Regions from separate parts of the Mus musculus genome. Here all the other regions are linked to region 2. A link is a loop called in an ENCODE intact Hi-C map of the cell type or tissue named here. Cell type or tissue: heart. All regions are shown on one strand. Region 1 holds the start of Zfp212 (Zinc finger protein 212). Region 2 holds the start of Zfp398 (zinc finger protein 398). Region 3 holds the start of n-TCgca57 (a tRNA gene). Region 4 holds the start of Zfp777 (zinc finger protein 777).

Evidence for each region. Hi-C counts contacts between places; a loop is a spot of excess contacts. Peaks named below come from ENCODE experiments on the same cell type or tissue, not always from the same donor. Only the 100,000 strongest peaks of a DNase experiment are listed, where the experiment ranks them.
Region 1: it touches region 2 in a loop (7-fold over the local background); 3 of 42 quality-filtered maps call a loop at or near these places.
Region 3: a loop joins it to region 2, with 3 times the contacts of the local background. A loop is called at or near these places in 2 of 42 quality-filtered maps.
Region 4: a loop joins it to region 2, with 3.0 times the contacts of the local background. A loop is called at or near these places in 2 of 42 quality-filtered maps.

Annotation. Positions count from the first base shown.
Region 1 is chr6:47,916,374-47,924,373 of GRCm38, reverse strand. It overlaps Zfp212 (Zinc finger protein 212), which reads right to left and starts at 3,806. Exons shown (of 5, transcript NM_145576.2): 1 at 3,625-3,806. The coding sequence starts at 3,648. Gm52899 (a long non-coding RNA gene) reads left to right here. Exons shown (of 3, transcript XR_003956427.1): 3 at 1,246-1,932. In heart, CTCF peaks have their summits at 3,644 and 3,846; a DNase peak (open chromatin) is centred at 3,683; H3K4me3 peaks cover 2,165 bases; H3K27ac peaks cover 1,407 bases.
Region 2 is chr6:47,830,858-47,838,857 of GRCm38, reverse strand. Zfp398 (zinc finger protein 398) reads right to left here and starts at 3,197. Exons shown (of 6, transcript NM_027477.3): 1 at 2,938-3,197. The coding sequence starts at 2,961. It also overlaps a transcript of Zfp786 not described here. In heart, no CTCF peak of the experiment used is centred here; DNase peaks (open chromatin) are centred at 2,677 and 3,177; H3K4me3 peaks cover 1,754 bases; H3K27ac peaks cover 1,433 bases.
Region 3 is chr6:47,976,065-47,984,064 of GRCm38, reverse strand. n-TCgca57 (a tRNA gene) reads right to left here and starts at 5,068; the gene lies at 4,997-5,068. It also overlaps the pseudogene Gm6443. In heart, a CTCF peak has its summit at 4,860 (motif pointing left); a DNase peak (open chromatin) is centred at 5,014; H3K27me3 peaks cover 4,950 bases.
Region 4 is chr6:48,044,654-48,052,653 of GRCm38, reverse strand. Zfp777 (zinc finger protein 777) reads left to right here and starts at 4,540. Exons shown (of 6, transcript NM_001081382.1): 1 at 4,540-4,668; 2 at 7,953-8,000. The coding sequence starts at 4,552. In heart, a CTCF peak has its summit at 4,066; DNase peaks (open chromatin) are centred at 4,093 and 4,743; H3K4me3 peaks cover 2,612 bases; H3K27ac peaks cover 2,181 bases; H3K27me3 peaks cover 1,032 bases.

The DNA.
Region 1 (8,000 bases), 86 kb before region 2:
TTAGTTGTTCATACTAGCTTCATTTCAAGCCTTGACAGTCCTTGTAATTAGGGACAACTACAACGAATGAGGCAGAATATCTCGGTCCTCTCCATGGGTTCTAATGGGCGAACAATAATACCCAGAAAAAGACACTAAAGTCTTTTTCTGCTAAATAAATGCTATATTTGAATATTCTATAATAATGAGTTTTGATTGTCAATTTTTAAATCTACCTGAAGCTATGTAATTAGCCTCAAACTAGTTTAAAGATGTCATTTCAAGATGGAGAACTGAATCTTTTTCCATTATAAGTAGAGAAATACATTGGACCTCTAGCTACAATACACTTCTTAGCCAAGCTTCTTTTAATTGTATTGTTTTGACAATTGTTCTCATATCCTTTTATAGTTCAGCATTTGCATAGACATCTTTTGCTGTATTTACTATAAGCCAGAAGGCTGGATTTTTCCTGTCCTGGCAATCTTTGCCTTTTAACTCAATTATATTTATTGTAACTGACTTTCTAGTCTTTAGCAATCATCCTAGAAATTATAAAAAGTATATGTACAAAGGCCACTAGACTTCTTAACTCCAATCTCTTCTCCTGAGCTTCTACATCAATGCTGTCATGTAGTTTAATTACTTGTCATTAACTCAACAAATTACTGTCCTATTCAACCAGGCATTTAATCCTAGCACTTGGGAGGCAGAGCCAGGAAGATCTCTGTGAGTTCAAGGCCAGCCTGGTCTACATATTGAATTCCTGGACAGCCAGAGTTATGTAGTGAAGCCCTGACTCATTCTTACAGTTTCTCTATAAGAGAAACCCTGTCTCAAAAAACCAAAACCAAAAGGAACCCAAGAAATGAAGAGAGTTGTGAAGCCAACTTTGAGAACATTTGTTTAACAATCACATTTGATGTTTATGAAATCTTTCAAAGGACTTATTTTTTTCTTCTTCGAGACAGGGTTTCTCTGTATAGCCCTAGCTATCCTGGAACTCACGCTGTAGACCAGGCTGGCCTCGAACTCAGAAATCTGCCTGCCTCTGCCCCTCCCAAGTGCTGGGATTAAAGGCGTGTGCCACCACCGCCCAGCCTCTGTTCATATTTTAAGAGTTCCCACTTTCTGTTTTTTGGGTTTTTAAGTATTGTTTATACTACTTTTGAACTGTTGCATAAAATGATGGGTTTATGATTTACTATAAATTTCAAATATTATTTACACAGCTTTTCTCAGTATTTTTTATTTTTTTATTTTTAGTTGTTATTACCAGGACATGTATGTGGCCAAGCAAAACAGAATCTTCAACAGAAGAGATGTGTGAGAATACAAATATTTTCAAAATATGTTCAAAAACAGTTGAAATAAATTCTACAATGTCAGGACGATTAAGTTCAAGTGTAGTCTGAGATCTTGGTGGACCTTTCCTGCTTCCTCTCAGTGAGCTCTGTTGGTGATCACTAGGCTGGGCACGGCCAGGAAAGGAGTGGGTTGGCTTTCTCACTTCACTTTAGTGCTAATAGGAACCTACCTAGAGAAAACACTTATTTTACAGGCTGCATCTGGGTCTCAAGGGAGCCAGGTGCAGAAACACCATAAGCACCAGAGTCATGTTTTCTGTGAAGTGGTAACTCCTTGAGAAGAAACACAGAAAATCCTCCAGTCCATCCATTCTAATTAGTTCTTACCCACTTCCTAGAATAAGCATAGTGAATTTCAATCAAGGCAAAACTCTCAACACAAATTTTACTGCATCTCTTTTTCACGAAAAGATCTCAGGATTCCCAAAGTATTTCTGGACCCAAAAAGCCAAGATGCACAACGATAGGCCGCCCACTGGTACTGTCCAGGAGTCTGGAAATGAGACACTTCTAGGGGTCTGGACAGTGTTTGTTTTCTCTGCCAGTTAAAGAATTAAAAGGCGGGAAAAACTCAAGCCCCCCAGGTACCATCAAAAAAAAAAAAAAAAAAATCTCAAACACTACTGACAGAATCCACAGTTGAAGAAAAGTGTTTCCTGGGAGTGAGGAAACACATATGCAGCAGACAGAGAAAAAGATATTCTGCAAAGCAGGGGAGGGGGAACTCAGGAAGCTACCAGATCTGGGAGGCTGGAGCTTCATCCTCTAATTTAGAGCTGTTCAGGTGAAGATGGCTGATTGCTCATAGTTGTTGTGCAATAGGCCATGAACTTGTAGAGCTAGTCCATCAGCAGGGGACCTGCTGGTGGGAGACAAAAGACTAAAAAGCCTTTGCTTTAAGCTGCCAGTCTTGCCTCAAGTCAGGAGCATCAGGAAGATAATGTCCATCTTGGAAATCTGTCTGCCTAGCCAAGGCCTCTCTCCCTATCTGCTTACCCTGCAGGGGGTCTGTTTAACTCCTGGTCTCTTATTTACACCTGGATGCACAAGTAGGATTGCTCCAAGTTCAGAGCCAGCCTGGTCTACCTAACTGGTTCCAGGCAGCCAGGGCACAAAGTAAGACCTTATTTTGAAAGATTAAAAAACAAAAACTAAACAAAACAAAAAGACAAGAAAAATACTTATGCCTGTAATATCTGCAAGTTGGGAGTCAGAGGTAGGAGTTTACAGTCATTCTCAGATAGGCTAGGCTGGGGCACATGAGAGTTTGCCTCAAAGCACAACCACTACCAAACAAACCCCAGCAGAATGACTTACACCTGTAAACTTAGCACTGGGGAGGCTGAGTCGGGAAGATTGTCATCAGCTTAAGGACAGCCTGTGAGGCTCTGTCTCAACAGTGAAAAGCCAGTTCAGGTCCATCTATCCTATTTTCCTATGTTAACCTCTACTGTGACACAGTATGAGGAGACTGGAGCCAGAAAAAAAAAAACGTAAAAATGCTTACAAGGAACTCAACATTCTCAATTCAAGTTAAGGAGACAAAGGCCTAGAGAAGTGAGCATAGACTGCCTTCCGAAGACCATGCACTGAATATATAGATAGATGAACGCTGAGTTACGGAAGATATTCCTCAAACCAATTTTCAGTGTCTTCACATTCTCTGAAAAGAGAGACAGCTGGAAGAGGCGGTAAGCGGATAACAATGCGCACCCACAGTTTTGTAAAAACAAAACAAAACAAAAAACAAGCAAGCAAACAAACAAAAACAGCAAATACACCAGTCCCCAAGGAGAGAAGGCTTCAACCTGTGGCTGCAAACTCAGTACAGATAGCTATGGCAGAACATGGCAACCGGAGCAGAGCCCCACTGGTCGGAGAGAAGCCCTAAGTCCTGGGGTCTTCCGTAGCTGAGCTCAAAGGCAACAACCCAAACCCAGGGTTTTATCCCGCGCCTTCACTCCAACTCAGAAAACGAGTCCCTAGTTGGCACGAAGCAGGAAAATATGTGGGCGCAGTCACAAACAATTCAAAAAGCCTCGCAGAAGTTTCTGCGGAAAGACGCAGAGCATCCGGGCTCTGAGCCTGACGCAGAAGGACCCAGGGAGCAAGCGAGCGGGCGGGCGGGCGGAGGGCGAGGGTACCGGGAGGGAAGTCAGCATCCGCCGGCGCCAACGGCCGCGGAGGAAACCAAGCCTGCGACCGAGCGCCTCAAGCCCCGCCCCGGGCAGGGCGCTGTCTCCCCCAAGGCCCTCCCGAGCCGGCCGGAGCACCTTACCCGAGTAGGCGTCGACTCCGCCATGGTCGCAGTCGCCCCACAACACCGACTGGCGGGATACTGCTCGAACTGTACGCCGCTCCGCCAGACGTCCTCACCCTCCTGGAAGCCGCCGCCGCCGCCGCCGCCGCCGTGTTGATACAAGGTGCATTCTGGGAGCGCTCCCCACCCCCAAGAAGAGCGGCAGCGGCTCCTCCTACCGCGCGGTATTTCTGTTGCGCCACTGTGCTCCTGGAAGGGGAACAGCAGCCTGGAAATTCAGTCATTGAGTGTGGGGTGTAAGCGTAAGGATTCTCAAAATCAAGAGCATTTTCTGAATTTGAGTCCTGCACTCCGCGAAATGCTTTAAGAGATTCAAATATGTGCAAGTTTAAAAAGGCGCGGGAAGGAGAGAGAGAGAGAGAAAGGCGTAGGGAGGAGAGCGTGGGGACTAGTAGAAAAGGAGGCTAATGGGGGTGGATGTGAACACCATACGTTCTGGACTTGCATGCAATTGTCAAAAATAAAAATAATTTTTAAAAAATGTGTACAAATGTGTACACCCTTTTCTGTGAGGGAAGAACACAGCTGAAGCTAAAGAAAAGGTGAATTCTCATAGGCAAGTGATTTTCTTCCATGCTCACCTATGACTTGGCTTTTTCTGGTCAATCCATTATAGAGTGTTAATTATGGTAATCACTTGCATTGCAGAATTCAAGATAGCCTTAATCACAAATAATTAACCTAGTCCTCACCGGGCAGTGATGGCTCATGCCTTTAATCCCAGCACTTGCGAGGCAGAGGTGGATGGGTTTCTGAGTTCGAGGCCAGCCTGGTCTACAGAGTGAGTGCCAGGGCTAGAAACCCTGTCTCAAAAAAACTAAATAAATAACCTAGTCCTCATGCCAGGGTGCCAGGGTATTAGAGGCAATGTGTTCTGCATTCTGGCTTGGAAACATCTGGCCACATCATTACCACCCCAGCGCTCAGGTGTTTGAGGCCAGCCTCAGCTATATAGTGAGTTTTTGACTAGCCAGAAATATCTAAAGAGACATTGATCCAAACAACACCCCCAAACCCAGTACTTGCAGTACTCAAATGCCTCATTTCCATTACATTGTCCTGGACATGCTGAGTGAGAATGACATGAGTTTCCACTAAGTGTGAATAGCTTCCTCTAAGAATTCAAGTACTCTCACTAGACTGGTCCCTTCTTCATTTTTCTGCAAATGATCCCTGTCTACACTGACTACAACTAACAACTTTCTCTAGAACCCAAGCCGATGGCCTGCTGAAAAAAAAAATTCTCAGCATCTGTTTTAACAGGCACTTAAAAACCTACATTTATATTAAAATAATAATAATTTTTTTAAAAGCGCTGACTCATTTAAGCCCCCCACAGCAGTCTGGGTGTGTCTGTGCCTTCATTTTATCTTTGTTTGTTGCCTTTGTTTGGATCAAATTCCTGCTTGACTCCATAACCGTGTCAATCAGTTGAGTGTGTCTACTTGTCCCATCTCATCCCCTTTCAAGCTGAAGGCAGAGGTAAGTCATTGTCCTGAACCAGCAGTCACCTTGAATCCCTGGAAGAGCAGAGTGTAAAGGATAGATCATGTCTCAGATAAGGGCAATTATCCTTGTGTGTGAAGCTGTACCCTGGAGCAGACCTCATCTTGTAAGAACCAGATGGATCCTCTTAAGCAATTCAATGGCAGCAAGAAGGACTTCTAATCACTTCACAGAATCAGAACTGGGACAGCGATCATCTAGACCATTTATTGACCAAGACAGCTTAATTACGTGACAAGGACTAGCCTCAGCTTGGAGAGGTGTTCTGAGTGGAGGAGTGTCTGGGAACAGTGAAACAAATGACTCAAAGTCAAATTGTGGGTCCAAGCTGACGGCCTATGTTCTGCTGTGGATGGCTTTCCAGACCTCTCTATGTGTTCAAGACAGCTTTTCAGAACACTCCCTGTGTTCTTCTCTGCTTGAGACAGCTTTTTCTTGCTAGTCTAAAAACTCTCTGGATAGCTCATCACTTGCAGATCAAAAACCCAGTTTTTTATTTACCTATCAATTCAGTCGCTCCCTTTTTATTATCCCATGAATCGGCATCCAATGACCCCAGCCCCTCAATTCTTCTAGAAAGAGAGAGCAAGCACAAGCACAGACAATAAGATATCTGGGTGGGACCCAGAACTCTGCCTTGAAACTTCCATCCCTACTAATAGGCCAAATCTTTTAAGTTTAGACCTCATTTTAGAGAACCTGATCTAAGTTTAAGTTCAGGTAAACTAACAGGCTCTTCTCTAGCATTAGTTTCCAAGTTGCCCCTCCAACAAAACCGGAGCCCAGCTCCTGTCTCTAGGCTAATCCCCAACAAGACCAGCATCTCCAAGTTATTCCCCCAACAAACCTGCACCCCCAGGTTACACCCCCTGCCTAACAATGACCAGTGCAGAGGGGGGCAGAAATTAAGCTTATGATATGACTCCCAGCACCAGCCAATTATGTTAAAGGCTACAGCAGCTTTCCAACTAGATACTTGCACACTTACCCCCTGCTTGTTGCTTACTATAAAGCCTTGCCTTGATAGATATTCGTGAAGGCAGTGTGCTGACGGAGGGGGGGGGGAAGCTAGCGCAAATAAAGACCTTGCTGTGAGTTACATCAGATCAGCTCCTGACTATTTTTGGGGGGATCACTAACATTTCCCTTGCACTACCACTCCTGGGTCTGAACCTAGATTTTCTTTGTCCCAGACTGACCTTGAACTCAGGAATCTACCTACCTTTGTATCTGCTTGTCTTTGTGACTTTCTGACAAGATGGCTCATAGTGCAGCTGACTCTGTTCCTTTAGATCTGTGAAGATCCTTATATAATTCATATTGCATCCTATGTTTTGCATAGTTGAGGTATTATATATTTTTGTGCTCATGTTTTCAGCATTTTCCCCACAGCCTTAAGGGCTGTCCTGAAAGTCAGTGTTCTACTGTTGTAACCCCCAAATTACTGGTACTAGAGAGACTTCAGTGTTTTAGAGACAGTTTGCCTCTGTGTTCCCCATCAGAGACTCCCATCCTCCCTCCCCCTCCCCTAGTGTTAGAATGGCACTCAACACTCCTCCTGATAAGCAGCAAAACTCCTGGAGACCTTAGAGAAATAACAAGCTCAAGGGAGACCGTAGAAAACAAGATAGACAGAGGTCAGGTCACAGACAGACTGGCCATAAAATTAGTCCTTGAACAGATACCCACCCTCTACTCCCCTTTCCTGTAAATATTCACACTATTCTTATGAATATAAATCCAGTGTTTTCTGGAAACAGGGTTGCTTCCCAGCATTCACACAGTGAGTGCTAGGTGGATGAACCAAGTTCGAACTTGAAAATAAAGGACTCTTTTTCGAATTGCAGCAGACTTTGCAATTCTTGGGTTTCCTGTGAACTCGAGGCACAACACTACCATTTTGCTGAGACAGACACACCCTCACCTCCCGGACTTGTGCTATCTCTGATTATCATGGAATCATTAACCTTGCAGAGAAGCCAGTCCTCTAGGGAGGAAGGTGAAACATATGTACACTATTATGCAAACCAACCTGATGCCCACAGCAACCATTAACACTCATGGAGGCCTATGCCCTGCTGCCTCTGTACTGTCCCCTACATGGCCATGCTGGACTCGGCAATTATGTATGTTTTCTTACCCCTTGTTCCAATTTTATATAAGCCAAAAAATTCTGTTAGTAACCCCAAAACAGAGTTAATTCACTGGACCCCTTAATCTTTTTCCCAGCTTGGCCACATTAATTACCTCTCTTCTCTTTGCTTTTCTTATTTCTTTAAAAATTCTCTCTCTCTCTCTCTCTCTCTCTCTCTCTCTCTCTCTCTCTCTCTCTCTCTCTCTCGTGTGTGTGTGTGTGTGTGTGTGTGTGTGACATGTCTTTAACCCTAACACTTGGGAGGCAGAGGCAGGTGGATCTCTTAGTTCCAGACCAGCCATAACTATATAGTGAAACCCAGTCTCAAAAAGAATAAATTATTTTTTTTTAAAAAAGGCACAAATGCTGGAGAGAGACACCAGCACCCACATGGTGGCTCATAACTACCTGGTATTCCAGTTCCAGGGGATCTGACATCCTCTTCTGGCCTCTGAGGGCTCCTACATATAAACTCATGCAGGCACACAAACATACACATAAAGACAAACATATAGACAGTGTGTGTGATGGTTTGTATATTCTTGGGCCAGGGAGTGGCACCATTTGGAGGTGTGGCCGTGTTGGAGTAGGTGTGTCACTGTGGGTGTGGGCATAAGATCCTCACCCTCGTTGCCTGAAAGTCAGTCTTCCACTAGCAACCTTTGGATGAAGATATAGAACTCTCAGCTCTGCA
Region 2 (8,000 bases):
ATGTCAGAAGAAGAGAATCAAGTCCCCCAAGTTGTCCTTTGCACTGAGGAAACTGAGTTAGAAGAACTGCTGTTAAGTTTCAGTCCAGTCTGGCTATAGAGTGAGTACCAAGGCAGCAAGGGCTACGGATAGCAAGACCTTAACCCCAAGTCCTGATCCGCACCCCCCCTTCCCCAAATCTAGTTAAAATACATATTTTCATTCGGTGAATGTGAAAAGGAGATGGTGTACTTTAAGTGAGCTCTTAGGTCATGGATGCTGCATCTACTGATTCAGGGAGCACACAGGGAGGGCAGAAACTTATCCAGATAGCACCCTTACTCTCCAGAGATGACATGATATCTTACTGTAAGTAAACTGAAATAGGCCAGGTGGTAGTAGCACACACTGTTATTCCCAGCACTAGGAGGGCAGAGACAGGTGGATCTCTGTAAGTTCAAGGTCAGCCTGGTCTACAGAGAGAGTTCCAGGGCAGTCAGGGATACAGAGAAAAACCCTGTCTTCAGAAGAAATAGAAAAAGGAAATTGAAATAATTAGACCTAAACTCTTTTACTCCTCCCCACATCAAGCCTATTAGAAAATGCTTTCTTTCTTTTTCAAAGAAAGATGTTTCATTTTATTTAAAGCAAGTCTCTCCACTTGAACTCTGAATACCAGCCCTCCTAACTTATAAAGTACACTAAAAAGCAAACCAAAAACAAAACAAAAGACAGCTGGTGCGATGGCACATGCATTTGATTCTAGCACTTACAGAGGCAGAAATACTTCTGTGAGTTCAAGCCAGCCTGATCTACACATTGGTCAGTTAGGGTTACATAGGTGAGACTCTGTCTCAAGAAGACCCAGTAGAAGTAGTAGTAGTGGTAATGGTGGTAGTGGTAGCAGTAGCAAAAAACTGTCAACAGTAATAAAAAGTTGTCAATGAAGTGCTCAACAGAAATGAGGCAGTGCCCAAATCCCAAGGCTCAGTGACCATTGAAGAAAAAGGGCAGCAAGACTCTGAAATCCAGAGTTGGACTGGATCCAAAGAGTTTCTTCGGGACATGACAGGACTACTGCACTCATGAACTCTTATCAGCTATGGCCGCCTGCATGAAATCAAGCAAGTCAACACTATAGCATTGAAAGGGACAGGGGCATGAGCTCCCACTCATAACTGCAGAGTTACAGACAACTGATAGCTTCTGGGGAAGAGAAAACCCAATTTTTAAGGTTGTGGCCCCTGGTAAATCAACCAAACTCCAGTGGATGCCCTACACCAAGGAGTATATGAGAAGTACCTCATGGATCATTTTTTAAAAAGGACACAAAACTGGGGACACTATGAGGGAGGGAGGAGTGAATCTGAGAGGAGTTAGGAGCAGTAGGGTGAAATGGTCAAAATACACTCTATTAAATTTTCAAAGAATAAAAATATTTTTAAATCATTTAGATTTATTTATGTGTATCTGTATCCTGCCTTCATGTAAATATGTGACAACATCTACATGCCCAGTGCCCTCAAGGGTCAGAAGAGGGCATCAGATACTTTGGAATTAAAGTTACAGATTGCTGTTAGTCACCATGTGAATGTTAGGAATCAACTCGGGGCCCTCTGCAAGAGCAACTGGTACTTTTAACTGCTGAGCTATCTCTCCATAACCCCTAAAAAGATTTCTTAAAATTAAAATTAAAAATATCAGTATTTCCAAATTCTTCTTCATAAAACAGTCTTGCCCTGGTCAGTACCAAAGTCACTGAGTCCAAGTGATTATTGAGGACTTTAAATGTGCTCAGTTCAATTGAGATGTGTTGTGTTTAAAATCTCATTAATAGTTTTATAATATTACTATTAAAATATTTTTATACTTTGAGCTAAATAACATTTCACTGAATTAACTGAAATTAATTTCCTCTTTCTTTTTACTTTTTTTTTTACTTTTTTCTTTTCTTTCTTTCTTTTTTTAAAGACACACACTCTGGCTATTTGGCCAAGCATATACTAAAATTTCTGATTCTCCTATTTTAAACTCCTCTGTGAGCCACCATGTTACCATCATGGTTTAACCTCCTAAACATGACTACTAGAGAACTAAAAGTATGTGACAGTTTTCAGCATGGCATATACCTATAGCATACACCATGGGCTCTACTATCTTTTTTAAGGGTTGGGGGAAAATTAAACTTGAAGGGTATTCCCCTCTACTCCATTCCCCGCCCCTCCCCGCTGCTCCCCTGGTTTCTTCTTTCTTTTTTACTTCCTATCTACTCCTCTGCAGACCTGCCTGACTTCTGACTTATTTAAAAAGTCTCTTTGAGCTGACCAAAGCCTTCTTAGGTGGCAAACAAAAGCAATACTTTCCAATCAGAACGTTCTGTTAAACGACCATCCCCTCTTCCTTAATGGCTGTGTGCAGGGACTGTGCGGGTTGTCCTGGTAGCCCTGGCATCTCTGGTGCATGCACGGCTGGGCCCACTGCAGGCCTGCAGCAAACAAGCACACGCACGACTGCACTACTGGCTAAGCCTGCGCTCGGTCGGCCTTCCAAGGTCCCCGCGGCGCCACAGCCTGCCCTCCCGGGCGCGCGAGGCTGTCTGTCCTCACGCAGTCCATAAGGACACACCTTGGCTTTTACCTTCCCCGCCACGCAGGTGACTGTCCTGCCGCACCTAGCAACGACAGCTCTCGCGGCTGTACAGAATGGCTGGTGGATTGCAAAAACACCTCGAGCCCACTTCCCCGTTCCGCGGGCTGACGCGGAGCACCGCGGCGCGTGTAGGTTAGAAACTGCAGACCCTGGTCCCGCGGCGTCGCCCGGCGCTGCGGTCCGCGGTGGCCTTGCGGGGCAAACGACAGCCGCAGACCCACGCGGGCCACAAGGCCCGCTGCCGTCCCCAGCTCCCTCGCCTCCCCCGAGGCCCGGGTGACAGAGACGCCCGTCCATCAGCGCCCTTACCGGAGCGGCGGTCGCCTCAGCCATGGCCCTCCGCTGCCCGGTCCTGTCCCGGGAGTCGCCACCACACGCAGGCCCGGCTGCTCAGTGCTCTCGGCAGACGGCGAGAAGCGGTCTCGCGTTGCTCGCTCTGACAGGACTCGCGCGGCAATCGGGCTTCCGGGGGCGCTGGGACGCAGAGGAGCTGAGTAGCGAGCAGCCTACGCCGCACCGGCTGCAGCCGCCCCTCAGCTGGCGCTTTGTGGGCAGCGAGTACTGCAGGCGCTCTGCCGGCCTAGACGCGCCCCCCTCCGGTCGGTCCTCCCGGGACAGCGCGCCCCCTGGCGGCCCCCGCATCCGGAGCGCCTTCCCAGAGGTCAGCTTCTGAGAAAAGAGTTTTGGTGAACGCAGATCCAACCTACTCGGGTTTCCCATCCATCTGAGAAGACCCAGCAGATGCTACATAGTTTAAGAGCCAGGGAGCGGTGTCCAGGCTGGACGATAGTGTAATCGGCTACCAGAGTGAGCTAGGTGGGAATGATGGAGTTATATCGTTCGTAGAAATTACAAATATGACTTGTATTGGCACCAGAGATTCTGATTATTTTGATTATTGTCTCACTTGGGCTTGGATGAGAAGTAGAATTTTTATAAAGATTTGTTTCTTTTAATTTTATATGTATAAATGTTTCTCTACACTTGGATGTCTACTGCCTATGGAGGCCGGAATAGGATGCAGGATAACCTGGAACTGGAGCTACACACACAGTTGTGAGCCAAACCCAGATCCTCTGCCGAGCTCACTCACCAGCACCGACAAGTGGACTACTTGAGCCAACAGAAATAAAGCTTGTGGTTAGATTTGCTGGATCTGGACTAAGGACCAACAAAAGACAGAGTTGTGTGTTTAACAGCTTGTGTGGCAGAAAGATAATCACACAGCCATAACTTTCCAGTATTTCTCTTTTTTCAAACATGTATGAACCAAAGTCTTCTCAGACATTTATCTCAGTAAATGAAATGAATCCATTCAATGCCCTCAACAGTAGACTGTCTATAGTGCCCCCACAGTATAGGGATCTTCCTGCTGGGCCACTACCACTTGAGTGTACTGTGAGTCTTTATAGTGTACATACAAAGCAATATCTTGTGTATACTTTGAGTCTACTTGAGCATGAACTGTGGTCAGATGGTGCATAGTTGGGAGTTAAAACTACCGTTCTCTAAACTAGAACATCACTATAATGGAATGAACTAGAAAAAGAAGAAAGAAGAGGAGGAGAAAGAAAGAGAGAGACAGAGATAGAGAGAAATAATTGACCTCAGGAAAATAATTAGTGATTTTATTATTAAAAGACATAATTTTTAAATGTGGCCTTCGGCCTGGCAGTGGTGATGCCCATCTTCAGTCCCAGCACTTGGGAGGCAGAGGCAGGTGAATCTGTATAAGTTTGAAGCCAGCTTGGTCTACAGAGTGAGTTCCAGGAAAGCCAGGGCTACACAGAGAAACCCTGTCTCAAAAACAAAAACAAAAAACAAAAAACAAAACAAAACAAAACAAAACAAAACAAAACAAAAAAAGGCCTTAGAAAGCAAGAATAAAGCCTGATATGATGGTACTTGCTTTTAATCCATGCACTAGGAAGCAGAAACAGGAAACTTTCTGTAAGTTTAAGGCCAGCCTGGACTCCAAAGCAAGTTCTAGGTCATTTGGAGCTCTACAGTGGAACCCTGTTTTAAGGGGGTGGGTGACTAATTTCCAAACTCTCTGTTTCCCTCCTAGTTGTCAGATGCTCCTATGGATATGAAACATGAACATTTGTATGACTAAACAATCCTTAATCCTTTAACTTTTTGAGGCATGTAGCCCAGGTAGTGAAGGATGACTGTGACCTCCTGATCTTCCTGCCTCTACCTCCCAAAGGTTGGATAAGCAAGACACATTCAACTGAGCCCCACCAAGCATCAGGGCTAGCTCTGTCTGTTCAAAATAATGATGCCATCACCAAGCTGTTAAATGTTTCATCCTCTAAAACAGTGGTGTAGAGAGAATATCTTGTGTATTGTATGCATATATCACCTGTCAATTAAAAAGCCTATGGCCTTAAATAGGAGGTAGAACATCCAGGAGGCAGAAAGGTTTCTGGGTATGAGATTTGTCCAGGACGACGTGATGAGGGATGTATGAGGGATGCTTCTTCTGGTCTCCACCTCCTGCATTCACATGATGCACAGAAACTTACAAAACCTCACACACATAAATAAAAAATGAATCTGAAAACAAACAAAGAGGACTGGAGAGGTGGCTTGGTGGTTAGCAGCACTTGTTGCTTTTGCAGAGGACTTGGGTTCTATTCCCAACACCTACAAGATAGCAACAACCATCTGTAGCTTCAGTTCCAGAGGACCTGACATCCTTTTCTGGCCTCCAGGGACACTTCATACACATGAATACAGACATATAGGCAGGAAAACCAAGACCCATAAAATAAAAATGAGTATATCTTTTAAAGAGAGACTTATATATATCCTCATGTTACAACATATAATTGTAGTCCGGGGTTGACACCTCAGAAAAGTGAAAGCATATGCTTACCCAGAGACCTCCAGTGGTTGTTTGTATTGGCTTTTGTGCCAGCTAGAAAGTTAAAACAGCCAAAATGTCCCACAGAGGAGAATGGTTGCTTAAACTGGCAAGTTTATTTTTGTTTTTGTTTTTGTTTTTTTGTTTTGTTTTGTTTTGTTTTGTTTTGTTTGAGACAGAGTTTCTCTGTGTAGCCCTGGTTGTCCTGGAACTCACTCAGTAGACCAGGCTGGCCTTGGACTCAGAAAACCAACAGCTTCTGCCTCCCAAGTGCCTTTAAGCCCAGCACCCAGAAGGCAGAGGCAGGTGAATCTCTATGACTTTAAGACCAGCCTGGTCTGGATTGTGAGTTCCAGGCCAGCCAAAGCTAAAGATAGTGACTGTCTTGGGGTTGGGGCAGGAGAGAGTTGCAACATAATCTAATTGTCCCTGTAAGTATATTCTTTTTCTTTAACTAATACTTTGATGCCTGCCCATGTTGCCAGAATAAGACTCATTTTCTACTTGAGGAGTGGATTAAAGAGAAATCTGGGGGAAATTATACCTCGCTGCTTCTCAAACTCATTACTTCATCCTTGTACTATTAAGGCCACTTTTAATGGTAACAATTTAAAAGTAATCTCAGTCTAGCCTGAAGGTTGTATTCCCGTTTGGGGATTTATACTTCATTTTCTCAGAAGTATGACTAATAGTCAACTTACTACTTGACATCAGAGAGAAGGGAATTCTTGACAGAGAGCAGGAACAATATAAGGTCAATTGTGGAAACAGTTTTTAGGGACTGGAGGAGACATGGCTCAGTGGTTAAGAGCACAAACTCCTCTTGTAAACAGAGTTCAATTCCCAGCAGCGTATCAGGAAAGCTGCCTGTAACTTCAGGTGCTCTGATATTCCTCTGACCTCCTCAGCATAGCTGTAGCCATTTTGTTCCATGCCTGCCAGCTATTTCATATTGTTGCTGTAACATGTCTGCCAGTTGCTGACACAGAGAAGTGACTTGGCTTAGAGCAAGGACATCCTTACCACACACCCTGTTTTGTTCTCTTTGAATGGACTGTATGAGGTTTGCAAATCTTAAGAAATCCCACAAAGCTTTATGTAGGACCCATCAAATCAAAGGTCAATAAGGACTGTTATGTCTAAAATAGCTTGAATCAGAGCTAACCACTGGGCAGCCCTTCCTGCACCTCCGTATGAGATCATTGTGGTTTTTGTCACTAACACTGAAAAATGCTACTAATAAGCCAAAAACTTATGACTATAATACTCATGTTCTCTTATCTCGATGTTCTGAAATTCCTCTGTTAACCATCCTCCACCACCCCCTAACCTTACTCAGGACCAATCAACTTAAAGGATTATTATAGCTGATAATACTTTGCCTAGTAAGCCAACTGCTTCCCCCCCTTACCCTTGAAACTTTTGAACCTGTTTTTTTTTCTGATAAAAAGTCTACCCCGAGAGTAGACTATTACCACAATTTGGTTTTATCTTCTTGTGGTCCTGGATGTCCAGTATTATGGTGTGCATTCAATTAACTATTCTTGCTTAACTGAAATTGGTGTACATATGGTTTATGTGGCAATTTCCTGAACAGTATGCAGACATACTTGCAGGCAGTAAACAAACCCTACCCACAAAAATCGTAAAAATAAAGAAAAACAAACAAACAAGGACACCCCCCCCCCCCCGCAAGACTGTTTGGCAAGGTAGTACAGGCCTTTAATCACAGTACTAGGGAGGCAGAGGCAGGTGGATCTCTGAATTTAAGGCCAGTCTGGGATACATGGTTAAAATTCATTTTGATGGTGGGTTTTGGGTGGGGTGTGTGCTGGAGGGTAATGACATGTGGGAGTCAGAGAACGCATTGTAGAATGGTTTTCCTTTTTTCATCTCTACCCTGATCTCTGGAATGAAATGAGGTTGTCAGGCTATAGCAGCAAGTGTTTTGTCTACAGAGCTAACTCATCGGTCCCCAGTATGATATTTTCTAAGATAAACCATTCAATTAGTAATATATATGTGTTCATGTCACTATTCTATGCCAAACAGGTACATGTACACTCCGGGACTATTTAATTTCTCTCTCTCTCTCTCTCTCTCTCTCTCTCTCTCTCTCTCTCTCTCTCTCTCTCTCTCTCTCCAGACCCATAACACTCCTGGAAAAAATTTGAAGTTAATTGTCCAGGGATATTAACTGTCTTCCATTTTTGCTTCTCCCTTTCTTATTTTTCTGTCAGTGTCTTACTCTCTTTCTGGGTTTCCATTTCTCCCACGTCCCTTCTGTAGCTTTCTCTACCACTTTATGTATTTCCTTTAGAATCTAAGGCTTAGATGCCATGTGTGCTCCGTCTTCACTCCTAGGGTACACCTGTGACCTGCTGCAGAAGCCTGCTGCATGAGGGTTAACCTTATTTCCTAGGGCTTCCCCAGTCACGGGAGGGAACTCCACGCATGCGCAGGTCAGTGGCGTGCTCTCAATATGGATGGACAGGATTTGTGG
Region 3 (8,000 bases), 150 kb before region 2:
GACTTTTGACTGTCCTCAGGCCACTTCCTCGTACAGTTGCTCCTGCTTTTATGGTCTACAGCTGAGCAAGACTGTAGTGACAAGTCACTACACACACACACACACACACACACACACACACACACACACGAAATCTACATAGCACCTTCTTGATCTTTGAAGAAGCTGCCAGTTCAGTTCTCCAGCTTGATTTTTTTTCTGTGTCCTGCAACCAAAGTATGTTGGGGTGTGAGGTGGCTTAACAGATAAAATCTTGGATCTGAGTGCCTCTCTCAGAATTCTCAGTTGTAGGAATTGACTCCCTAAAGTTGCCTCTGCTCTACGACATGTGCTGTGACACACACATATGAACACATAGTATTCACACACAATAAGAAAGTAAACAATTTAAGAAACTGTAGGGGTCCCGGGTGTGGTGGCACACACCTTTAATTCCAGCCCTTGGGAGGCAGAGGCAGGCGGATTTCTGAGTTCGAGGCCAGCCTGGTCTACAAAGTGAGTTCCAGGACAGCCAGGGCTATGCTATACAGAGAAACCCTATCTCGAAAAAAACAAAAACAAACAAACAAAACAACAACAACAAAACCGTAGGGGCTGGAGAGATGGCTTAGTGGTTAAGAGCACCGACTGCTCTTCTGAAGGTCCTGAGTTCAAAGCCCAGCAACCACATGGTGGCTCACAACCATCCATTCTGGTGCGTCTGAAGACAGTTACAGTGTACTCAGATATAATAATAAGTAAATCTGTAAAAAAAAAAAAAAAATCCCAGCACTCAGAAGGCAGAGGCTGGCAGATTTCAGAGTTCAAGGCCAGATCTGGTCTACAGAGCAAGTTCCAGGACAGCCAGGGCTACTCAAAGAAACCCTGTCTCAAAAAACAAAACCAACAAAAAGAAATTGTTTAAAAAATATAAAGTAGAAAGGAAATATAAATATAAAGTAGAAAGGAAAGGGAGGGGAGGGACTGAGGATGCTGATGGGGTGAAAATGACGAAAATATATTATTATATACCTGTGTGAACATGTCATCATAAAACTATTATTCTATAATTATATGCCAATATATAAATATATAAATATATGCCAATAATTACTAAGGGACCCCTGGTTTAAATCCAGATGCCATCTTTGAATGAATCTTTCTGAAGCCATTTTAGCCTCTGAAGCTAACTCATCAGGCTGGAAAATCTCAGCTCAGAGTCCATTTGGGAAAGTTCAGCTCCTTCAACTTTGAGTGAACTGTTGTGGGTTTGCTCACAAGTCTTTGATATGCCTCTTTGAAGGCTATGAAGCTCAATTGACCTTCTTTTGAATGAGAGATGCCTTGGTAACACCATTCTAATGAGTAGGATGTAACAGAAGTGAAATAGTCACTTCTGAACCTGGTCACTGAACACACTGATGACATCTGCTATTCCTTGGATCTCTGGGAGAAGTCAAGGGAGTGCCATGGGGACACATGGAGCTGCTCTGTGAAGAGCCCCACGTAGCAAAAAGGGAGACCTCCTTCCCGTACCAGCAAGGCACTAAGTTTTTTTTCCAACAGCCATGGCAGAGGGACATCTTGGAAGGCTCCTCCTGGAACAGCTGCCTGTACCCTCATGAGAATTCAGAACCAAGGTAAGTCTTCCCCACATTCCAGCCACTGGAATCTTAGACACAGAACGTGCCCTAGGGTGTCCAAGTGGTAACCAATGCTCAAAGAGCCTGCTTTGTCAAACTATGAAAAGCTAAAACAAAATTTGAAATTCCAAGTGCCTCAATTTTGGTTCCCCATTCTGCCTTGCTCCTGGGGTGTGGGAACTCCATCAGGCAGATGAATCAGGAAAGCTAGACTGCATTCACCCTGTGCTGCCATCCAGTGCTGGGCTCGTAGGAAGCACCATCAGTGGATGGGAAAATGCAGCCTAAGATGTGGACCTCAAAGCCAGAGATCTACCTGCCTCTGCTCCTGAGTGCTAGAATGAATGTGTGTGTGTGTGTGTGTGTGTGTGAATTCCATAACAATATATATTTAACATATATAACAAAATATTTTTAAAGGAACCTTAGAATTAAATCTGTTTATTTCCCCTACCCAGGCAAAGCTTGTCAATAATTTAGTTGGAATTCAAAGAATCTCTTAAGTTAATTCTATGAGGTTTAAAGCATTTTATAAATGGAATACAGACTACTTTATTTTATCTATTTAGTGTACAATATCCCTTGGGGTTTTAGACTTTCCCAGGTGGAGGAAATTCTGTCAGTATTTTGATTGAGTTACTTCTAATGCTTCATATTTTATTCTATAATAAATGTAATTTTATACAATTGTTTTCTATTGTGCCTGAAATATAGAAATTGACAAATGAGATTTTTTTTCCTCAGTTGTCATTACTATGATGAAATTCATAGAACATATAATTTACCGTCATTACCAAGTGAACATGCACAGTTCAGTGATATTTTTAAAACCTCCATAACGTTGGAGGAGAGGTGAAGTGATCAAGAGTACCTCCTGCTCTCGCAGAGGACCCAGGCTCAGTTTACAGCACCCACATATGTGTTGGCTCACAAACACTAGTAACTCTGGTTCCAGGACCTCTGAGGGCATCATGCACACACTTAGTACACATATAAGCATAGAAACACTCATACACATAAAATAAAAATACATGTTTAAAAATAAAAAAAATCGGAGCAGGAGAGATGGCTCAGCGGTTAAGAGCACTGAATGCTCTTCTAAAGGTCCTGAGTTCAAATCCCAGCAACCACATGGTGGCTCACAACCATCTGTAATGGGATCCGATGCCCTCTTCATACACATATACATTAAATAAATAAATAAATAAATAAATAAATAAATAAAAATTAAAAACCAATAATGTGAGTTGGAGTACACACATAAGTAAAAACCCAGAATGTTCTGTAGCTAACAGCACCATCACTGTGTATCTCTTTCCATAACTCATCCTTCAAAATTGAAACATTTATTAACCTCCAAGTCTCCAGCCTCCCTCTTCCCTGCTCCTGAAAGCCAGTGTTCTCTTCTGTCTCTGGATGATTTGATGACTTTAAGTACTTCCTATAAACAGAACCATACAGTTTGTGTGTGCACTGCACAGTACACCTTTTATTTTCTCATTTATTTGGGGTGTGTGCGTGTGCACCAGCCACAGCATAACATGGAGGCCAGAAGACGACTTAAATGGGAGTCTGTTCTCACTTAGCCTTTAATTTTGTTTTTATTTATTTATTTATCTTTTTGAGATAGGGTTCTCTGTGTAGACTTGACTATCCTGTCTAGAACTTGCTCTGTAGACCAAGCTGACCTTGAACTCACAGAAATCTGCCTCTCTCTGCCTCCTGAGAGCTGAGATTAAAGGTGTGTGCCCCAGCACCACCTGGCCTTTTTATTTTTATTTTAATTTATTTTATGTATATGAGTACACTGTAGCTGTACAGATAGTTGTGAGCCACCATGTGGTTGCTGGGATTTGAACTCAGGACCTTTGGAAAGCCTGCCCCCCCCCTTTTTTTAAATCCTTAATGTGGTGCAGAGGTTTGAACTAAGTACTTATAGCGCTTTACCAACTGGGCAGTCTTCCTAGCACCCACACTTGTCATTATGTCATTAAATTGTCTTCACTTAGCATAGTGCCCTTGCTGTGGCATACATTTGAATGTCCTCCTTTATGTTGTTGTTTTGAACAGGGTCTTGCTGTGTATCCCTGACTGGCCTAGTTGATCAGGTTGGCTTTGGTGTGTACTACAATGTGTCTTCATTGGGTTTCTATAGCTGTGATGAAACACCGATAAAAAGTAACTTGAGGAAGAAGGGGTTTATTTCACTCGCACTTCCACATTTCATTCATCATCAATAACAGTAGGGAAGTCAACTCAAACAGGGCTGGAACCTAGAGGCAAGAGTTGATGCAGAGGCCATCAAGGAGTGCTGCTTACTAACCAGTTTACAGTTTACAGTTTTAGAGGGTTACAGTCCCTGATCGTCATGATGGGGAACATAGCAGCAGGCTGGCAGGCATGATGCTGGAGCAGTAGCTAAGAGCTTACGTGTGCGCGTGCGTGTTTGAGACAGGGTTTCTCTTTGTAGCTTTTGCTGTCCTTGAACTCTCTATGTAGTCCAGGATGGCCTGGAACTCTGAACTTGCAGAAATTTGCCTGCTTTAACCACTGTTGGGATTAAAGGCACACTAAGAGCTTACATATTATTCAAAAGTTGAAGGCAGTGAAAGAGACTGGGCCTGGCATGAGCTTTTAAAACCTTGAAGCCTTTCCCCTCTCCCTCCCACCCTCTCAGTGATACACCTCTTTCAACAAAGCCACACCTCCTAATCCTTCACAAACAGTTCCACCAAACTGGGAACCAAGCATTCAAATTTTTGAGCTTATGGGGGCTATTCTCATACAAACCACCACCCCTCAGTGCCTTCTTTAAAAAACAAAAAAAAACTTGAATTAAATTTTTGTCATATATGTACACTACATTTTGCTTGCCCATTATCACTGCTGCCCATGTTGCTTTTGTATTCCTGCTACTGTGAATAAACACCACAGTAAACCTATGCTGGGTTTCTTGTCCTTCACCTCAATTGTGCTCTCTTACCAAACCCCAAGGCCAAGGGGTCTTTGAGCTTAAGCCCAGTGTGTAGATCAACAAGGAGAAACTATTTTGGTCGATGCTTTTGTCAGCTGTGGGGGAAAAGAAAAAGCTCAAAGGAAATGAGACTAAGCCCTGCGCAAGGGAAGTGAAATGTCAATGAGCCAGGTCATCTGTGTAGCTATGCTTCCAAGCAAATACTCTATCAGTGGTTTTGTTTTCCCAGTTTCAGCTTGCTCTCTCTCTCCCTCTGGTGGACACCTACTACCGATTCTGATTTCTTCACCTCTTAAGAAATATCTTAGGAAATGTCCTTCTTTTTCCACATCATTATTTTTTTCTCCTAAATGGTACTTACCACACACTCAAAAGAGTGCCCCTCGACTATGGGCCTGTAAGGGGGCACCCGGATTTGAACCGGGGACCTCTTGATCTGCAGTCAAATGCTCTACCACTGAGCTATACCCCCTGCTGGCAGAAAGAGCCTCTCTGAACCAATTTACCTTCTCTTTGCTGTTATGGCCACACTAGCTGCGAATGATTCACATTAAATTTTAATAGATACAAAATAAAAGGAATTTACTGGGCCACAACAGTGGAACTATCAGAGAAGCCAATGAATATCAGGAATTCAAACACTAGAACTCTATCTCTTTAGCTTTGCTTCCCTGCCTTTTTTTGTTTGTTTGTTTGGTTTGGTTTGGGTTTGTTTTTTTTTGTTGTTGTTGTTGTTGTTTTTTGGTTTTTTTTTTTGGAGTTTGTTTGTTTTGTTTTGTTTTTTATGGCAGGGTGAGATATTGAGACAGGGTCCTACTATACAGCCCAGGTTGGACTTAACTGTTTTCCTCCTGCTGCCTGAGTGCTGGGGTTATAGGAATATGCCACTGAACCCAGCTTTGGTTCCTTAGTAAGTCAGCTTCAATGTTTCACAGGCGTCTCTCCATGCGGTAAATAACCTGTAAGCTCACACCTCATACTTAAATCTCCAGAAATGAGGCTTGTACCTGACTTTGGTTGGTCTGGTGTGGTTTCTGCTCCTATCCATGCTGCACAAATGCAGGCACGGGACACAAAAGTGGCGTGAAAGGCCTTGGGTTTCAATCACAGTGATAAAATACTATAACCAAAAGCAGCTTGGAGAAGAAACCTTGGCTTCTCTGTCCCAATCACAGCCCGTCGTTCGAGGGAAGTCATCGCGTGAACAGGTAGGGACAGAAACATGGTGGCAGGAACTGGAGCAGAGAGGGGCAATGCGGCTCACTGCCTTGCTCGGTTTCCTTTCTTTTACAGCCCAGTACCACCTCCCCAGGGATGGCACTACCCACATCAATCGTTAATTAAGAAAATGTTCCAGAGACTTGCCTACAGGGCAATCTGATGGAGGCAGTTCTCAGCTGAGATTCCTTCTTCCCTAGTACATTGTCAAGTTGACAAAAAACTAGCCTGGACACAGTTGCACTTAGAATATGAGTTCACGGAGTGAAGAGAAGTCAGGGGTAGCTAAAATGAGACTAGAGCAGGCCATCCCAAAAACTCACTTGAGATTACTACGTTAAAGAAGACTAAACACTTCTTCAGGAAAACACCAAATGTCGAATGACACCGATGCAGCGGGAGGGTCCGGAGGACCCGGGGGCCCAGGATTAGGAGTCCATCGCCGGCTTCTGCAGAGGATTCCGCAGCGGTCTTGGGGCCGCGGTCGTGGTCTAGGCCGTGGCCGTGGTCGAGGCCGCGGGGCTCGTGGAGGTAAAGCTGAAGACAAGGAGTGGATCCCTGTCACCAAGCTGGGCCGCGTGGTTAAGGACATGAAGATCAAGTCCTTGGAGATCTACTTGTTCTCCCTGCCCATTAAGGAATCTGAGATCATTGGCTCTTTCCTGGATGCATCCCTAAAGAATGACGTTCTGAAAATCATGCCAGTGCAGAAGCAGACTCCGGCTGGCCAGCGGACCAGGTTGAAGGCATTCGTCCCTATTGGGGACTACAATGGTCACGTTGGTCTTGGTGTTAAGTGCTCCAAGGAGGTTGCCACTGCCATCCGAGAGGCCATCATCTTGGCCAAACTTTCCATTGTCCCTGTGAGGAGAGGCTACTGGGGGAACAAAATTGGCAAGCCCCTCACTGTTCCATGCAAGGTGACAGGCCGCTTGTGGCTCTGTGCTGGTGCGTCCCATCCCTGCCCCCAGAGGCACTGGCATTGTCTCTACTCCTGTGCCCAAGAAGTTCCTGATGATGGCCGGTATAGATGACTGCTACACTTCAGCCAGAGGCTGCACTACCACCCTGGGCAACTTTGCCAAGGCCACCTTTGATGCCGTCTCCAAGACTTGCAGCTACCTGACCCCCGACCTCTGGAAATAGACTGTCTTCACCAAGTCTCCTTATCAGGAATTCACTGATCATCTAGTGAAAACCCACACCAGTCTCTGTTCAGAGGACCCAGGCTCCAGCTGTGGCTACCACATAAGGGTTTTTCTTTTTCTTTTTTTTTTTTTTTTTTTTTTGGTTTTTCGAGACAGGGTTTCTCTGTATAGGCCTGGCTGTCCTGGAACTCACTTTGTAGACCAGGCTGGCCTCGAACTCAGAAATCTGCCTGCTTCTGCCTCCCGAGTGCTGGGATTAAAGGCATGTGCCACCACTCCCAGCCACATAAAGGTTTTTATACAAGAAAAAAAATAAATGAATTAAGTCCGCTAAAAACAAAACAAACCAAACAAACAAAAAACCTAAACACTGAGTGTTTGCTGGGTAAATAAAAAATGACTGCCAATGACTGTGGCAATAGGCTTTGGGTGCCTCCATGAAACAGAACAATAGATTATTTAGTCTGGTGTCAGGAATCCTGTGGATGTTTGAGCTAACAGCCAAGGGGGGAATGCCTGATGTGAGGCAAAAGCAAAAGTAGTCGTGAGTTAGATGCTGTGGAGAACACAGAAGAGGGAATGCTCTTTAGCGGTGAGCATGGCTGGAGACCAGGCTATTCTCTTCGTTCTTTGGAAAGATTACCTAATAGATAGGAAGGTGGGGGGGTGGATTAGGGGGTAGATGGCTATAAGAACAGGGGGAAACAGTGCCGTATAAGAGGCTTGGAATAGCTGTGCACTTCTGAGAGGTAGGAGAGGAACCTAGAAGAGAGATGCCCAGGCATAGTGTTTGTGGTACAGTGGGGACTCCCCCCCAAAGACAGAATTAATAAGTATCTGAATTTTCACTGAAATTCTGGGGAGAAAAAGGGCCACCAGACCGGCCAGTGGTTTGGGGTCCTGAACTACAAGTTCAGAAACTGGGGCTAGAGTCCACATGTTCTGAAGTCCAGATGTTCCACTCCATCCTGGGTTTCCCACTTTAGTGTCCTTGTGTTTCAGTCACACTACAACCTTCTGGGCAATCAGGCAGTGTCT
Region 4 (8,000 bases), 210 kb before region 2:
AAGCAATTTTTTCTATGGGAAGTTCACAACAAAATTATATGTGATTATAGAATATATGAAATTCATGTTGGTAATCTTGAGGGGAGAAATACTAAGAATGCATACAATTACAGAAACAATTCAATACGCCATTGCAAGACACAAAATACAGAGAAACGTACACTCCTGCGAGATGTGAAGTGGAATACAGTCCAAGGCCCTGGTGAATCCCCAAGGCTAAAGAGAGCACAGCACCGTGACAGACACCGAGGATGACTGATTTCAGGACACACACACACACACACACACACACACACACACACACCCGTGCATACCAAAAGCCCATGGATGCTCAGGCTCATATCTAGCACAAGCAAATAACCTGAAAATACTTGTTATACAGTATTGTTTGGGGAATAATGGCAAAAAAAAAATCTGTAGAGATACAATTTTCTAGACTTTTCCACATGTATTTATTTTGTGATGGGGCTGGGGGAGTGCCAGTAGTCATGTGTGGAGGTCAGAGGTTAACCTGTGGGGGCTGGTTCTCTCCTTCCACCGCATGGGTCCCAGGGATCAAACTACACTCACCAACCAGGCTTGGGAGCAAATGACTTCCTTCCTAGCCCCAGATATCTATCTTTTTAAAAGAGCCTCTGCAAGAGCAGCAAGTACTCTTAAAGGCTGAGCCACCTCTCCAGCCCCTGTGAGGTAGAATAACTAATGCAAAGCAGGCTGTTAAAATGAAAGGCATACTGCTGAGTAGTGATGCACTCCCTGTGTCCCAGTGCTTGGGAGGCAGAGGCAGACAGAACTTGAGTTCGAGGCCAGCCTGGTCTACAAAGTGAGTTTCAGGACAGCCAGGGCTACACAGAGAAACCCTGTCTCGAAAAACCAGAGGGGGCAGGGGAAACATAGCTGGATGATTGTGTGGTGGCTGTGATGGTGGTGTACTTACTTACAAACCAGAGCACTCAGGAGGCAGAGGCAGAAAGATGTTGGGTTTGATACCAGGGATGGACTACATAGCAAGACGGTTCTAGTTTGTTTGTTTTTTTAACTGCTGTGATAAACACCATGACAAAAAGAAACTTGGGAACAAAACGGTTTATTTGGTTTATACCCTGTAACAGCACCTCATGAAAGGAAGCCGGGGCAGGAACTCAAGGTAGGAACCTGGAGGTGACAACTGAAACAGAGAACTTCTGCTTACTGGCTTGCTCAGTCTGTTTTCTTACACAGCCTAAGACCACCTGCCCAGAAATGGCACCACCCACATCAATCATCAAGAAAATGTTCCTCAGCCTTGTTGCATTGCTAGCGGGCAGTTCTCAACCTGTGACTCCTGACCCCTCTGGGGATTGAATGACCTTTTCACAGGGGTCACCTAAGTTTCACAGAAAACATGATTCATAATAGTAGCAAAATTATAGTCATGACTTAGCAACAAAAATAATTTTATGGTTGGTGGTCACCATAATAATATGAGGAAATCTATTAAATGATCAGACTGTTGAGAGAGAGAGAGAGAGAGAGAGAGAGAGAGAGAGAGAGAGATTTGAATATCCATAAGAAGTAGAAGATGGCAGGTAGTGGTGGCACATGCCGGTAGGATTTGCTGAAGGAGGCAAAGGCAGTTCGAGGCCAGCCTGGGATATACATTTTAAGCCGGGCATGGTGGTGCACGCCTTTAATCCCAGCACTCGGGAGGCAGAGGCAGGAGGATTTCTGAGTTCAAGGCCAGCCTGGTCTACAAAGTGAGTTCCAGGACAGCCAGGGCTATACAGAGAAACCCTGTCTCGGAAAAAGCACACCGTGGCTATGGTTTATTGGAAGGGCTGGGGTGCTCAGTAGTGAAGTGCTTGCCTAGCATGCCTGACGCCTTAACCAAGAGGATCTTGGGTAATCCAAACACTAAGAAATGGTAACAGTTTGAACTAATGAATAAGCCAGTTGTCCTTACCTATGCTGTATAGACATACTGAAATGTTGACATGCCATACTGTACTTCACTAAGAGCTCAATCCCAGGAATTCACATGTTGAAAGGGGAGAACCTTGAAGTTGCCCTCCGATCTCTACAGGCGCTCATAGCGTATGGATGACCACACCCCACCCCCACAACTCACACATAAATAAGTAAATAAATACATGTAAATAAATTAAAAAAAAGGGCTGGGGCTGTAGCTCAGTGGTACAGCTGTACTCTAGCATGCAAGAAGCCCTAGTTCAATTCCCAGTCTCAGTAATGCATTAAGTAAATAATAACTGCAACTGCATCAGTTGTTACAGTAAATGTTTGGTGGTTAGCCGGGTGTGGTGGCACACGCCTTTAATCCCAGCATTCAGGAGGCAGAGGCAGGTGGATTTCTGAGTTCGAGGCCAGCCTGGTCTACAAAGTGAGCTCCAAGACAACCAGGGCAATACAGAGAAACCCTGTCTCGAAAAACAAAAAAACAAAACAAAACAAAACAAACACCCCCCCCCACAGAAAAAATGTTTGGTGGGTGATAGGATTAATAACCAGAGTGTGTTTTTTATAAAACACTATAAACCAATGGAAGAAAAGCTATCCAACAGCGCAGGTACAGACTATGAAGAGAGCCTTGCAGGGTAAGAAAACTAACATTACTGCAGCAGATTTTAAAAAGCAATCAACTTCTTTAATGATGGCAACATAAATATATGTCAATAAGAATAAGGAGTTGCATTTCTCAACTTTTTGACAAACTTTCTAAGTCCCTTACCAGGAAATGTTGGCCAGGACATGAAAACAGGAAGTTATGCATGGTGGTAGGGTATGTGGGCACCGTCTCTGCTGAGCAGTTAAAGCCTGGGAAAGTTGAAGATACTCTATTCTAGAGCTGGTGAACAGCACAATGCGCTATGTATGTCTGTGATGTATATGTGGCATCCTGGCAGCAGGTTTGGATTCATTTCCCCCGAAGGATAATGAAATACTATATAGGGGTTAGAATGAATAGACCAGGTAGATAGACTTGTTTACACATACTGTATCCACCCAGATAACAAAAAGTTGCAACAGGATATGGGCTGAATAAATACAACTTATGTAAAACTTCAAGAATAGGAAAGCCAGTAGTGTGCACTGCCTGTGTATGCACACATGATACGCAATTCATAGACATATTGGGGGGGAGCACGTGACACTTCACGAATAAATGAGATGTCCTTGGCCTGGTGGTCTCCGTTTTTTTACTGAGAGCTTCATATTGCCCGGTTGCCTTCTAAGACAAGCTCCAACCCAGACACCCCCGGGGTTCTATGAAGTGAAAAAATTATTCTGGCTTTTCCTCTAGGTTCCAGTTGGGGTTCATTCATCCCTAACTGTAACCAGGACACCTGCTCAGACTTATTTTTCTTTTTTCATTCCATTCCCAAATCTTGGCAGCTCCTGCAAATTCAGTAAACGTGCGATTCACTGAACCTGTCCAGGAAAGAGGGTTCTCTCTCATGGTTGGAAAGAGTACAAGGGGGCGAAAACTGCAACTTGGGATCAGCAAGCCACTCCCGGCTCGGCCTCAGTTTCCTCCTAAGTAGCCCGTCTAGCCCCTTCCAACCCGTGCCCTCAAAGATTCCAGGAATTCTGTCCTTTCTGGCCGAAAACAACACTGAGGCTTTTCACAAAGCACTCCCACCCCCACCCCTCGCTCCCCTTGGATCCACAGCCCGCGTCCCTGGAACCCGGGCTGCACTGCGCTGGTCACATGAACTCCGGCTTTCTGTGGTGTGACGGCTCTCTCCGATCCCTTTGTGAGCGCAGGTTTTGAAAGCCAACGACCGGGTTCTGGGTTTGAGACGCGCAGGCGGCCGCGGGCGGAAGGCTGTCGGAGCCCATCGGCCCGCCTCCAGACCCAGCGCGCCGCGCGCCCGGGATTCCGCTCCGCCGCCTCCGCCGCCGCCGCTGCCCGCCGCTGCCCGCCGCGGCCTGGCCCGAGGGCGCCGGGCCGCCAAGACGCCAGGTGAGCCGCGAGGGACCGGGAGCCGCGACGGGCTCAGGGCGTGTCCGGCGCCGAGGCGGCCCGCGCCTCACTGTTCGCTCCTACCGGCTGTAGATGGAGCTGTCTGGGTTCCGGCCGCCTCCGACGAGCCTCCGAGCGCTCCTCTTGAAACGCCTGAGAGGGACATGCCTCCCAGGATGCAGTTTGTAGCAACATGGCAGCTGCGGTGCAGCTCCCCTGCTGAAGAGGCGCCGGGACGGCCGCGCAGCTCGCAGCCGGGACCCGGGCCGCAGCCGGGGTCGCAGCGTCGGCCGCTCGGGGCGGGCGAGCGCGCCGGGGGCGGCCGCAGAGCGCTGGGGCCCAGCTCGCCGCCCGGGCGCAGCCCGCACAGCCGCGCTCCGACGCCGCCACCGCCGCCACCGCCGCCCGCGCCCGCCCGCCGAGCACAGCCCCGAGCAGGCCGGGGCCCGACGGCCGCGCAGCCCCGGCGGGTGAGGCCAGGCCGCGCCGCACTGCCAGCCCGCCCACGGCGCCGGGCCTGCGTGGGGCTGCGCGCGGCGGCGGCGGCGGCGGCGGGGACTCGCACGGCGCGGGCCGGGCGGCGCGGGGCCATGGCCGAGGCGGCCCCGGCTCGGGGGAGGGCAGCCCGCGCGCGCACGGACGCGCGGCCTCGGGGCCCCGGGGACAGCCTGCGTGCTCCGGGCTCGGTGGCCCGGCCTGGGGTCTCGGTAAGGGCCGGGCGCGGCGACGTTAGCGGGGAGGGGGCGCCCTGGCGGGCTCGCGCGCCCCCTGGGGGGGAGGACGGCCGGGGCGGGCGGGAGCGGCGGCCGTCCGTGCGAGGCTGCGCGGCCGCACGGCTCCCGGACACGCGGCCCGAGGTGGGGCGCGGGCGGCGCGCTCGCTCCCTGGCTGCGGAGCCGGCGCTGCGTCCGTCGGGGTGGCCAGCGGCACGTTTTCCGCAGAGCTCGGCCCCGCGGAACGGCTCCCGGCCTGGGCGCGGTGCTGACGCGGCTCTCCCATTTCGCAGAGCGGAGACACTGAGGCACGGACACCCGGCGGCGACCTGCCCTGCCTGCCCCAAGGTCACGTAGCGAGTCGGCCCGGGCTAGGTGCCCGCAGTCCCGTAGAGGCCTGCCCAGCGTGCCGCGGGCCTGGACGGGGAGGGGTGGCGCTGGCGGCGGCTTCGCCAGGGTGGGCGGCCTGGGCTAGCCGAGCACTGGCTGCGGCCCGTCGGGGGAGGAGGGGAAGGCCGGGCAGCGCCCAGCCCAGCGACTCCGGTGTGGGGAGCAGTGTGATCCATAGCCTCTGCGTCAGGAGCACCCCGAGTCAAACTTGGGGTACGGATAAATGGGGTCTGGCGAATGAGAGCCTAAGAGGTTGATGTTCTTCCGAGGGCCATTCAATAATTAAACGCCCTCCCACCCAACGTGCTCTCTGAGGCACCCTGGCTGTGCTAGGCGGGTTTGCTGCATGGGAGTCCGTGCCTTTGAACCTGTTTCCATGTATACTGGAAGAGATAGGATAGATGGCTTCCTAAAAACCTCGCAGTTCTTAAAATAACAATAACAAAACACCTGGGAAATAAAATGAAGATTTTTTTTTAAACATTCTTACCTCTGGGCTTAGGTCTTCATGGCATGTAATTCTGAGTGAACCATCCTGGGTCATGTAAGAAAATGGCACAGCTTTTGTAAAAAGTCAGATGTGTGTCGTTATGCATGTTTCTAGTATGTTGGCATGGATCCTGGAGCCCCTAATCATTTACCACACAAGGGTGGGGAGGAAAGAGAGACAGGTAGAAGCTGTGAAATGTGGCGCAGAGGAATTCTAACGTTCCTCTCCTGCTAGCAGGTAGCAGCTTGAGAATTTGAGCTTATTCGATTTAGCTGTCTTTGCTTGAGGGTAAGGTCAAGCCACAGGTTTGCTGGAGCTGATGACATTGTATCAGGACTTGGGGGGGGGGGGGGCTATACCTTATGACCCTTCACCCCTTTCCAGTATTCCAAATCCCTAAATGGAGAAGGAAAAAAAAACCATTTTCCTTTGAGCTCTGTCTGATTCAGGTGGTTAGTAAAGATGTCTTGTCCTGCTGGCTTTTTTTTTTTTTCTTGTCCCAGGTAAAACTCTGTTTGGCACCTAACCTGCCCTCCAGGTATTCTTTTCCCTCTTCCCACTAATTATAAGCAGATCCCCTAGTCCTCCCTCAGGCAGACTGCCTTAATATGCCCATTGTGTTGGCTCTTGGTTCCTTTAGCTGTGTGGTTGAGGCTTCCACCTAAGGGGGCTGTCTAGTATGCTACCAACTTAATAGTGAAGGGTTGAGAGTAAAGGGGTCTTTGAACTCTTTCAGGGTTTGCAGAATTTTGTATTTGTATGTATTTTGAGACCTCATAATTTGCATTAGGTTTCCTATGGGGCTCTTGGCACTACCATAAACTGTATGTCTTTAAGGGATAGGGCCCTGCATCCCAACATGAATGCCTGTAGTAAGCCTCCCATAGGTGTTTTTAATCACCAAGCCTTTGACTCAGGACTCAAACCTATCAGCTGCCTCTGTCTATAATTGAGGCCTAGAGGTCACCTACACTCTCTGGAGTCTGTGTTACCTGAGGCAAGGTAGATAGAACCTCTCCTATTTTCAGTGTTTTCATAGGCTAAATGTGGCTAATAATTCTAGTAGTAGAATTTCATCAGGTTTTGTGAGGCTTAAATGAGATAATCCTTGAAAATGCTTAACACAGTTTATGGCACATAATAAATCCTACATATTTACTCTGCTAATGAGCCCCCGTATAACAGAGTATTGCTCATGCTTTCTCAAAGGTCTTTCCTGGACCAGGACTCAAAATCTCCAGTCCTAGCCTTAAAAGTAGGATGCTGCTTTTCTGAGTCACCTGTATGTGAATCAATGAACAAACTAAGAAAAATAGCTATGGAAGGTATGAAGTGGGTTTAGATAATTCTCTGATAGATGACAAAAGGAACCTCATACCTCATAACCTTGATACCTATCTTTCTCAGTAGGCATTTACTGAGCACACACAATAAGACTGAACATAAGGCTTATGCTAATTTCCGAGTGAAGAAAACAAGTTTTAATTACCTTCCTTACAGAGCACTCATAGAGAGCATAGAAGCTGAACAGATTCCTTGAAGGAATATTATGAAGAAAAGAACAAAAATTGTCATGGAAAAATTCCGCTCAGATCCAGTAAAGGTATTGAATGGCTAGGAAAATGAACTGGGTACTGACAGAAGAGTGTGGCGTCACCTCCATGGTGGTTTAAGATTTTAACATAGATATCAAGATGGGGACCAGAGTGCCAAAAGAAAACACATCTTTCTTCTGCTTCTAGTCCCCAACACTCTTGTCATACTCAAAACTAGGTTAATGTCTCATGGCGTCAATCACCACAGGCCTTTCTTCCTAGTCCCTACCTCAAGAACCACAATGAGGGAGCCCAGCCCAGCAATGTACACCTGTCCCAGTGAACCATCTACCTAGGAGACCTGGGCTCCTGAGGAGGCTGAATTGCCGGTGTTAGCCGTCACCATGTCTCACTGTCCGTTACTAGTAACAAAAGCCAGTTGCAGTACCCCAAGTCCATCCAGCCTTTGCAGACCTTTGCAGACACACGAAGGCAGGAGTCACGTGAGCAGGCTATAGAGAGCAGGGCAGCAATAGGTATTAACAGAGCCACCAGCTGAGCGTTCTGATTTCTTCTCAGTCCCCTTCACCTCCTACACGCCATTCATCACTTTTGAAATGTAGGGGAAATATGGCTCTGTAGAAAACAGAAGGTAGCGTAACCATCTTTTATGTGTTGTTCCTAATAGAGTATCATCGATGTCTAGATCAGTGACACTTTTGGAAGAGATTTGCTCTTTTGGAATGTGTCTTCTTGCTTCCAAAACTGAGAACCTTTTAGTGTGAACGCTTGTCTCTTGGATTGTTTTGCCATCTGGAGACTGTGACCTTCAATCCTGTCTTTCCTTCTCTCCTTGAACACAGGTCCAGCAGCTGGACATGGAGGACGATCGCTCGTCACCACTGTCATTC